Regions from separate parts of the Homo sapiens genome. Here region 2 is linked to region 1. Evidence: chromatin contacts called from ENCODE Hi-C data. All regions are on one chromosome and are shown on one strand. The core of a region is the stretch at or near the end of the contact, and the rest is flanking DNA. Distances in the headings are between cores, read along the strand shown. Region 1 holds the start of UBA1 (ubiquitin like modifier activating enzyme 1). Region 2 holds the start of SLC38A5 (solute carrier family 38 member 5).

Evidence for each region. A loop is a pair of places that touch in the nucleus more often than their neighbours do. Pooled maps may share reads with other maps.
Region 2: a loop to region 1 is called in a pooled map, with 3 times the contacts of the local background. The contact joins the promoter of SLC38A5 here to the promoter of UBA1 in region 1. A Hi-C loop is called at or near these places in 2 of 37 single-sample maps with no recorded cell type and 8 of 50 pooled maps.

The regions. Positions count from the first base shown.
Region 1 is chrX:47,192,427-47,197,357 of GRCh38, reverse strand. It overlaps UBA1 (ubiquitin like modifier activating enzyme 1), which reads right to left and starts at 3,529. Exons shown (of 26, transcript NM_003334.4): 1 at 3,334-3,529. RefSeq lists silencers at 3,257-3,406, 3,501-3,689 and an enhancer at 3,447-3,626.
Region 2 is chrX:48,469,010-48,472,499 of GRCh38, reverse strand. SLC38A5 (solute carrier family 38 member 5) reads left to right here and starts at 2,240. Exons shown (of 17, transcript NM_033518.4): 1 at 2,240-2,318; 2 at 3,064-3,165.

The sequences.
Region 1 (4,931 bases), core at 2,280-4,779:
GAAAGGGCTTTGTCTAATCTTAACAATCCCCATGACCCAGATAACCCTATGCCCAAATCACAAATGGGAAAAGAAAGGCTTAGAGAACCCCATTCACTCGCCCAGAGGCATGCAGCTGGTGGGGGACTGTTTGCCAAATGCCCCTGGGCTCAGGGCCCAGTCCACAGGGCTAAGGAATGGGAGATGAGGGGAGGCAGCAGGCTGGCTGGAGCCCCTGAGATAGCCAGGTGAATTGCTTAGAATGCTAAGAGCCAACCTGGGTAGCAAGAGGCTTGGTGAGTTAGTAGAGACAAAGGTGAACCATATTTTCCATTTACTGACTCTCTGACTGACCTGGGGTAGAGATCTCATTTCCTCTGAGCCTCATTTTCTCCAAAAGCTGGGACAAATGAAACTGTCTTCAAGGGGCTGCTGGCAGGGTTAAAGAAGCCAAGGTCTGTGGTCAGAACTCACTGACCTGAGGATGTGAGTTCCTCCCTGGGCACGTGTAGTGGCCTCTATTACTTAGTTATCTCCTTGCCTTGTCATTGGTCAGTTTGTTTGGGACATGCCATTTCCTCACTCCATAAATTAGAGATGATCCAGGGCCAGAGAGCACTTTAATATCTGGACATTTCACCTCTGGATCCCCAGTGCAGGCAGCAAGAGTCTAAGAAGTTTCAGATGATTGTTCAAGTGGATTTTGACTGCAAAGGTTTGGAACAGCCCTGTCTCAAGGCAAGCAGGAGTCTGGGACAGAAACTCTGCAGAGGAGCTAAAGATCCCCCACCCCCAGCAGAAAAACAATCTACACCCTTCCTACCTCAACATTTGCTCAGGCCCCCACCATAACATACACACTGTGAACTGTTTGGCAAAGCTGAGCTGTGGCTTAGTTTCTAAACATACCTGAGTCTCCAAACTGAAGATTTTCAAGCGTAAGCATTCTCTATTCCCAAACCAGAGGGTTTGAGGGAGGAGTCTTGGAGGTGTGAGAGGAGGCAGGTTAGCAGGATGGAGAAGCTAGGGCATAGAGAAGGGGGGCTGGAGCATGTCAAGCTTTCTGGGAGGGGTTAACTGAGAAGTCCATGGGAACGTGAGAGGAGAATCAGGAAGTGGGTGTCTAAGAGCAAGGAGGCTCTGAGACAAATGGGAAAGGAGATGTTAGAAGTCCTGGGAGGGAAAGGACTAGGCTAGGGTATTAGGAAAAGACTCAAATTCGGATCTCTGGAAAAGGATCTTTTGGAGAAAGGCTGAAAAATTGCAGTGGAGGCCCCCAAGGCTGCAAGGAGGTAGGAGGACAGTTGCTGGGCCCCATGGAAGCTGCAAAGGGAATGGGTGGGGGATTCTAGAGTCTGAGGAGGCAGCAGGAAGATGTTGGGGTCTGGGGGGAGAGGCAGCCTCCATCAGGAGGATGTTGAGGCTCTGGAGGACTCTGGAGACAGATGCTGGTAGCAGAGAGAAATCTTTAACCAAAAATAATAGATAGGGACATGCAAGAGGAGAGGTGTATCTGACATTCCTACTACAGAGTCCCAGGAGGCTGTGAGGGTGGATGGTGAGGGGCTGGGAGAGGTTTCTAATGGAACACAAAGGCCCTGTGTCAATCTCTGACAGGACATGCTAGGTATCACAGCTGCTCTGAGGGTGTGGAAACGGGAAGCTGGGCCCAGATAGTGCAGGCCTTAAAAAGGTTAATAAGCAAACACTGGCTAGGTCCCCAAATGGGGTTGGGTTTCTCTGACCAATTATGTAGGACCCCATGGAGGCGCTGAAGGTAGATGCTGAGAAGAGGGTTTTCTACTGCAGTAGAAAACAAGAGGGCCATGGCCAGGCGCGGTGGCTCACGCCTGCAATCCCAGCACTTTGGGAGGCCGAGGCAGGTGGATCACCTGAGGTCAGGAGTTCGAGACCAGCCTGGGCAATATGGTGAAACCCCATCTCTACTAAAAATACAAAAAATTAGCCAGGCGTGGTGGTGCATGCCTGTAATCCCAGCTACTCGGGAGGCTGAGGCAGGAGAATCGCTTGAACCCAGGAGGTGGAGGTTGCAGTGAGCTGAGATGGCGCCACTGCACTCCAGCCTGGACGACATAGTGAAACAATTCTGTCTCGGAAAAAAGAAAAAGAAAAAGAAAACAAGAAGGCCTGTGGGGGGAAGGGACATCTGACAATGATCCTGGGGTCCAAGGAGGCTGAAAGCAGAAGCTGAAAACCCCTGACTGCAGACGTTAGGGACCTTGAAACGATCTGAGGGCAGATTCTGAGGCCTGATGTGAGGATAAGGGATCTGTGAAAAAAGCAGCTAGAACCCAGGTTGGTTTTTGAAGGCAGAGGCTGGGTCTAGGGTGGGGTTGGGGAGGCGAGTCTCTGATGGAAGGGGCTAGAAGCCAACGGGATCTGCAAGAGCAGATGCTCGCAGGGGCTCTTTGATGGAGGATTATGTATCCAAACAGTTCCTCCCTGGTATCTGGTGCACTGGAAGGCTCTGGGGGTTCAAGGTGCCTGATGGGGAAGATGCTGAGGCCTCTCAGTAGTCTCTGAATACTGGAAGTATAAAAAGCGAGAAATTCCATAAAAGTAGAGAAAGTGTCAAAGGACAGAGTCTAGGAATTGAAGAGTCTCTCAAGGCAGATGGTAAGAGGGGTCTCTGAGTAGAAATACTGGGCAGAGTCTCTGATGGAAGATGCTAGGGCCAGGGTGGGGTTAGGAGACCTGACGTGTGGCGAAGAGGGGCCCCCGACACAAAGGCCAGGCCCAAATGGCCTTTCACAGGGTCTAGTACCCCTGGAAGCTCTGAGCGCGGCTAGCATGTGTGTGGGATGGGGGTCTGAAGGAAAATGCTAAAGAGGACTCTCTTACAGAGATAAAGGGCCTATGGACCCCTTCGAGATCTAGCCCGTCCTGGAAGCCTTGAGGACAAATACTGAGAAGCTAGGAAGTGTCTCAAAGGAGATTCTGGGGCAGGTCTTTAACGGCATTCAATGGTGAGGAGCTCTGATCAGCAATGCTGATCCACGTAAATCTCTATTGGAGACTGGGGAAGAGTTCTGATCTGAGATACAAGGTTCGGGACGGAGTCAGGTCCCAGACTAGAGATGTTGGGCGTGAGTCTCTAAAAGCACATCCTGGGGGTCCGACTCCAAGGTCAGATTTTGCAACCAGAGGGAGCCGGAGTGGTCCTGGCCGGGGAAAGTCGGCCCCGCCCCAGGATCCGCTCCCCCTCCCTACTCCGCTGATTCCTGGCTCCCGAGTCACCGCGGCCCGCCCCGACAGCAGCGTGGCTCAGGGCCCTCCAGTGCCTCCCCGAAACCCCTGCCCAGGGCGAGGCGCAGTGAAAGGACGTTTTTTTACCAATGCCGGTTCCCCGGGTCGCGCCGCCGCCAACTCCTCAAGGAGCCGAAGCCAAGCCCGGCCGCCACCCTCCTCCTTCTCCTCCTCCCCGCCGCCTGGGCCGCCTAGAATCGCCGCTGCCGCCTTCTCCTCCCCCGGCCGTTGTGGTTGTGGTTGTCCCTGCCACCTCCTTACAGCCGAGCCGCCGACACAAGATGGCGGACGCTGAGCCTGGGGCCGGAACAAAACCTTGGGCCCCACCCCCAGAAACCCGGATGCAAGCGGGCCGCGCCTACTTATGAATCATGCATAAAGTTCCCTACTCGGTTGCGATTCATTCGGTTAGAAGTGGAACAGCACCACCTGGTGGACATTGTGGCAGTAACAACGAAAACAGGTAAAACAGAGGCCACGCCTCATGGAATGCGACTAATGAATGAATTGTTGCAGCCAGGCTGTCAAGGAAGCGAAGAAAAACCGTTAAGGCCATGCTTCCTGATTATAAGTTATGCATGAAGTTGAGTGGTTGGTAGACTAACAACCAGCAACCAGAAAGCAGATGTTAAAACATGGAAGCCACACACCCCCATTCATGAATAATGATGATCTTGCAGGGGCCCGGAAGCCAAGGAGACCCAGGCCACAACTTACTCATGAATAATGCATGAGGCCCAGTGGGTTGGAATAAAAGGGGCACGCCCGCCTATTGCTGCATCTAATACACTGTAAGCAGGGAAATGGGGCTGCTGCAGGGAAAACACACTCTCCCAGGTCCTGAATAATGAATTATGCTGCTGCAGTAGCTCAACCTGGAAACTCAGAGAGGTCAAGAAAGGTTCCACCCAATTTATGAATTATGCATAAGGCGAAGAAACACCCAAGACTGCCCTGCCCAGCAAATAGGGATTACGATGCTATAGCCAAGGCAAAGTGAGCACGCCTTCCTGTTCATGAATAATGAAAGATGTCACTGCAGTGCCACCAGAAAACCCAGGGGACGTGTACTCCCTGCCCCCACCTCCCCTCTCCACGCCTCCCTCCATTCTCCCCGCCTCAGGAACAAGGGCTGCCTTGGTCCAATCAAACCCAAACTCACTACATGTCTTTGGCAGGTGCCTCAGTTTCCACAACTGTAAAATGAGGATAGTAATGTGTTATTATGAAAATCAGATGACGCCTGTAATCCCAGCACTTTAGGAGGCCGAGGCGGGTGGATCACCTGAGGTCAGGAATTGGAGACCAGCCTGGCCAAGATGGTGAAACCCTGTCTCTACTAAAAATACAAAAATTAGCTGGGCATGTTGGCGGGCGCCTGTAATCCCAGCTACTGGGGAGGCTGAGGCAGGAGAATCGCTTGAACTCGGGAAGCAGAGGTTGCAGTCAGCCGAGATCGCGCCATTGCACTCCAGCTTGGGCGACAAGAGAGAAACTCCGTCTCAAACAAAAGAAAATCAGAGAATATAAATTATGGGATGAGCCTTAGAACATTGCTGGCACAAGGCACTGTTAAATTTTTAAAATATTATATATTAATATAAAAGTAATATGTTAAGATATGTAAATATATATTTACATTAATATAAAATTAGTTATGAATACTCAGCCACTAGAGAAACCCC
Region 2 (3,490 bases), core at 991-3,490, 1.3 Mb before region 1:
GATGTGTAATGGCTCTGGGTGGGGGAGGGGTATGAGGGGAGAGAGAAATCAGAGTAGATAGGAAAGGAGACAGAGGCTGGAGGAGGTTGGGCAGGAGTGTGTGCGCACGTGTGTGTGAATATGCTGAGTGTATCTCACCTGCCCGTTCTCAGCCACAGCCACACGTATGTGAGCTGTGCCTGCGTCTTCCTATGTAACTTGCCTGGTGCTGCGTTCTGTCTATGGCCGCCTGCCAAACTTGTGCTTTTTTTTTTTTTTTTTTTTGAGATGGAGTCTCACTCTGTCGCTTGGGCCGGAGTGCAGTGGCGCGATCTTGGCTCACTGCAACCTCCGCCTTCCAGGTTCAAGCAATTCTCTTGCCTCAGCCTCCCGAGTAGCTGGGATTACAGGAACCCGCCACCACGCCCAGCTAATTTTTTTTGTATTTTTAGTAGAGACGGGGTTTCGCCACGTTGGCCAGGCTGGTCTCGAACTACTGACCTCATGATTCACTCACCTTGGCCTCCCAAAGTGCTGGGATTACAGGCATGAACCACTGCACCCGGCCCAACTCATACCTTTTTTTTTTTTTTTTTTTTGGCAACCGTGTGCATTGGTACTGTCTGTCGGTGCAGTTCATCTATATGTTGTTGTGTGTGTGTGTTGCTTGGGTGTTTGTCTCCTTTGTAATGGTCGTGGGTGACAAGTGTGTCAGAGTACTTGTCCCTCCTATATGTGTATCTATGCGCACGTATCTTTCTTTGTGTGTCTGCTGCTGTATTTGTGTCTCTTCTTAGCGAGTGGCTGCAGGTATGTGTGCCCTCGGGGTGTTTCTTCTGGTGCCATGGTATGAGTACTATCTGGTTCTCTTGTTTTTTCCTTGTGTAGCTTTCAGTGTGGTTTCTGGATTTTTTCTTTGCAACGATAGTAAGCGTACTCTGCATTCCTGTGCTTTGTGTTTGTGTGCAGGTATATGCTTTCCCTATATGTTTCTTTTCTGACTTGATTTGTGACTAGCTGTGTGTGTACACGGCTGTGTGCAGCCATTTGCTGAAATGCAGTTGTGTGTGTGTGTGTGTGTGAGAGAGAGAGAGAGAGGAGAGAGAGAGAGAAGGAGACTATGGCTTTTCTGTTTGTACAAAAATCATGTCAGCCTATGAGTGCCTCTCTCTGTGACTGGAGCTGTATGTGGTTACATGTGGTCACAAGTGCACATTCAAGTTCACATACACAGAGATATCATTTTAGGGCTTGAACCTGGAAGTTTGCCTCCAGGGTCATCTGAACCTGGATTCAGGTTCAGATCCAGGGCCATCTGAACCTGGATCGTGTGTGTGGGAAAGACCCAGGACCCACACACAATGTCATCAGCTGTGTGTAATTGTGTGCTCTGTGTGTGGCTGTGAATCTGTGTGTGTGATTTGCCTGTTGATTGTCTTTGGCATGGCTGTGGGTCCACGGGCGGTGAGGTTCAGGAGTCTCGAGTGTCTGGAAATCGGCACAAGCCTATCCCTGTGTTAGTCTGTGCTCTCTGTGAGCGGCTCTGAGCCTGTCGGTATTGATAGCTGTAAGACTATCGTCACTCTGTGTGGCCACGTGTGTGACTGTCCCATGAGCCATTGCTCTTAACGTGCAGTGGTGAGTCTGTGTGTGTTCATGTCTGTCAGTCTTTATTCTCTTGTGTGGCTGTGAGTCTTTGTGCACCTCTGTGAGTGATGGCGAGTTGGCCCCCGTATCTGAGCCCCTTGATGGGGCTGTGATGGGTCCTGTTGTGTAGCTGCGATTCCTGAGTGTGCAGGAGTCTCTCTCCCGCTGTGGGGAAGTAAACGCCCCATCCCTTGTCCTCCTCCAACTGTGGGTGGGGTGAGGGCATCTAGGCCAGCTTTGAAGCCCCAGCCAGCTCCTGGCCTTTCCGGGAATTCTGTGTTCCCTGTCGGGGGTGGGCAGGCGGGCGAGGGGCCCAGACAGAGGCCTCTTGTCCACCTGGGCTTCAAGCAGCCCAGTCGAGGTGGTCCCAGACCCCAAGTCCACCCTGCCTGACATCCTGTAGCGGACACGTGGCTTGCCTGGGACAGGCATGCCTGTCATATGCCTGGAGGGGAGTGAACAGACGGACTCCCATAGAAGACAGACGGACAGACAGATAGTGGGACTTCTCAGGGCTTGGACAAGCCCCACCCCACGCTTGGGGTGGGGTCCAGGACTACAGTGCCCGCCCAGTTTGCGGACAGTGTGAGTTCACAGTCCACATTCCCCACCCAGCCACAAATGCCCTCCCTGCCTCCCTCTGGGGGCCCCCAAGATCTAGGGTCCTCTCGTGCCTAGGCTGTCTGCCTGAGGTCTGCCTGGAATAGCCTGGCTACTACCCCTGCACCTGTTCCCCTGCTGTCCCCAGGCCTCTCTGCCTGAATCTGCCTCTCTCTGCCTCTTTTCTCCTGTCCCTCCAGGAGTCTCTCTGCCTCAACCACTCTCTCTGCCCCTTCATCTCTCTGAGCTGGTGTGTCTGGTCCTACCCTCTGTTTGGGGAGCTGTCTGGCTCTGTCCCCCACCTCTTGGCCAGCCTGTGTCTCCTGTCTATGACTGAGCCCAATTGCCTGTTGCCTTTCTGCAGGTGTTTCCACGAGCCTATCCCTACCCACCTGTTTGTTTCTGAGTCTGCCTGTGTGTCCCTTTCTCCCTGTCTCTGCCTGTCTTCCAAGCTCCCCTAGCATCCCCTCCTCCCGCCCATCTGTCTTTCTGTCCCTTCTGTGGTCTGTCTGTTCCTGTGCTGTTTCTCATGCCTGCTTTCTTTGTAACTTCAGTTCTCCTACTCTCTCTCTGTCTCCTCTCTGCACCTTTTTCTGCCATCCATCCCATCCTGCTGTCCGTCTGCTCTGTGAGTCCATCCCCTCTGTCTGCCTGTCACTCTCTCTAGCTGTGGGTCTACACCCTCAATCTTTCAGGCCATTTCCCCCACCATCAACACACAAACAAACCGCTGTCTCCCTCCAAGTGGGTCCAGATAGGGGGCGCCCCTTCTCCACCTCTTCCCCCGCCCAGGGCCAGAAGGAGGGAAACGAAATTAAAATTAACATTTCTTCTCAGGAAAAAAAAAAAAGTACCGCTCCAGAGCAGGAGCCTAGGCAGCCGAGAGGGTGCCCGAACCTGAGTCTGAGTTGCGGCCACTTCAGGAGCTGAGAGGAGCAGGTAGGTGAGGAGGGAGCGTGGGCTGCGGGGATGGTGTTCCTGGGGGCCTGAGATATGAGTAGGGGTCCTGGGAGGGGGCTCGGGGTTCCTTGGAGACATTTTAGCACTAGTGGGGAATGGAATGGCGTGTATGGGGAGGTCCTTTTTGTACCCTGATCCCAGGAAGTGAATTCAGGTGTGGGTGGGAGGCTCCGGAGGGTGCTGGTGGTGGGGGATGGGACTCCTTGAGACCCTCCCTGTCCCAGGAACGGGATTCAGGACTTGGGAAAAGGATTTCCTGAGCCAGTTTGAGCTCTAATGGGGACCTTGAATGGGGGTTTCTGAG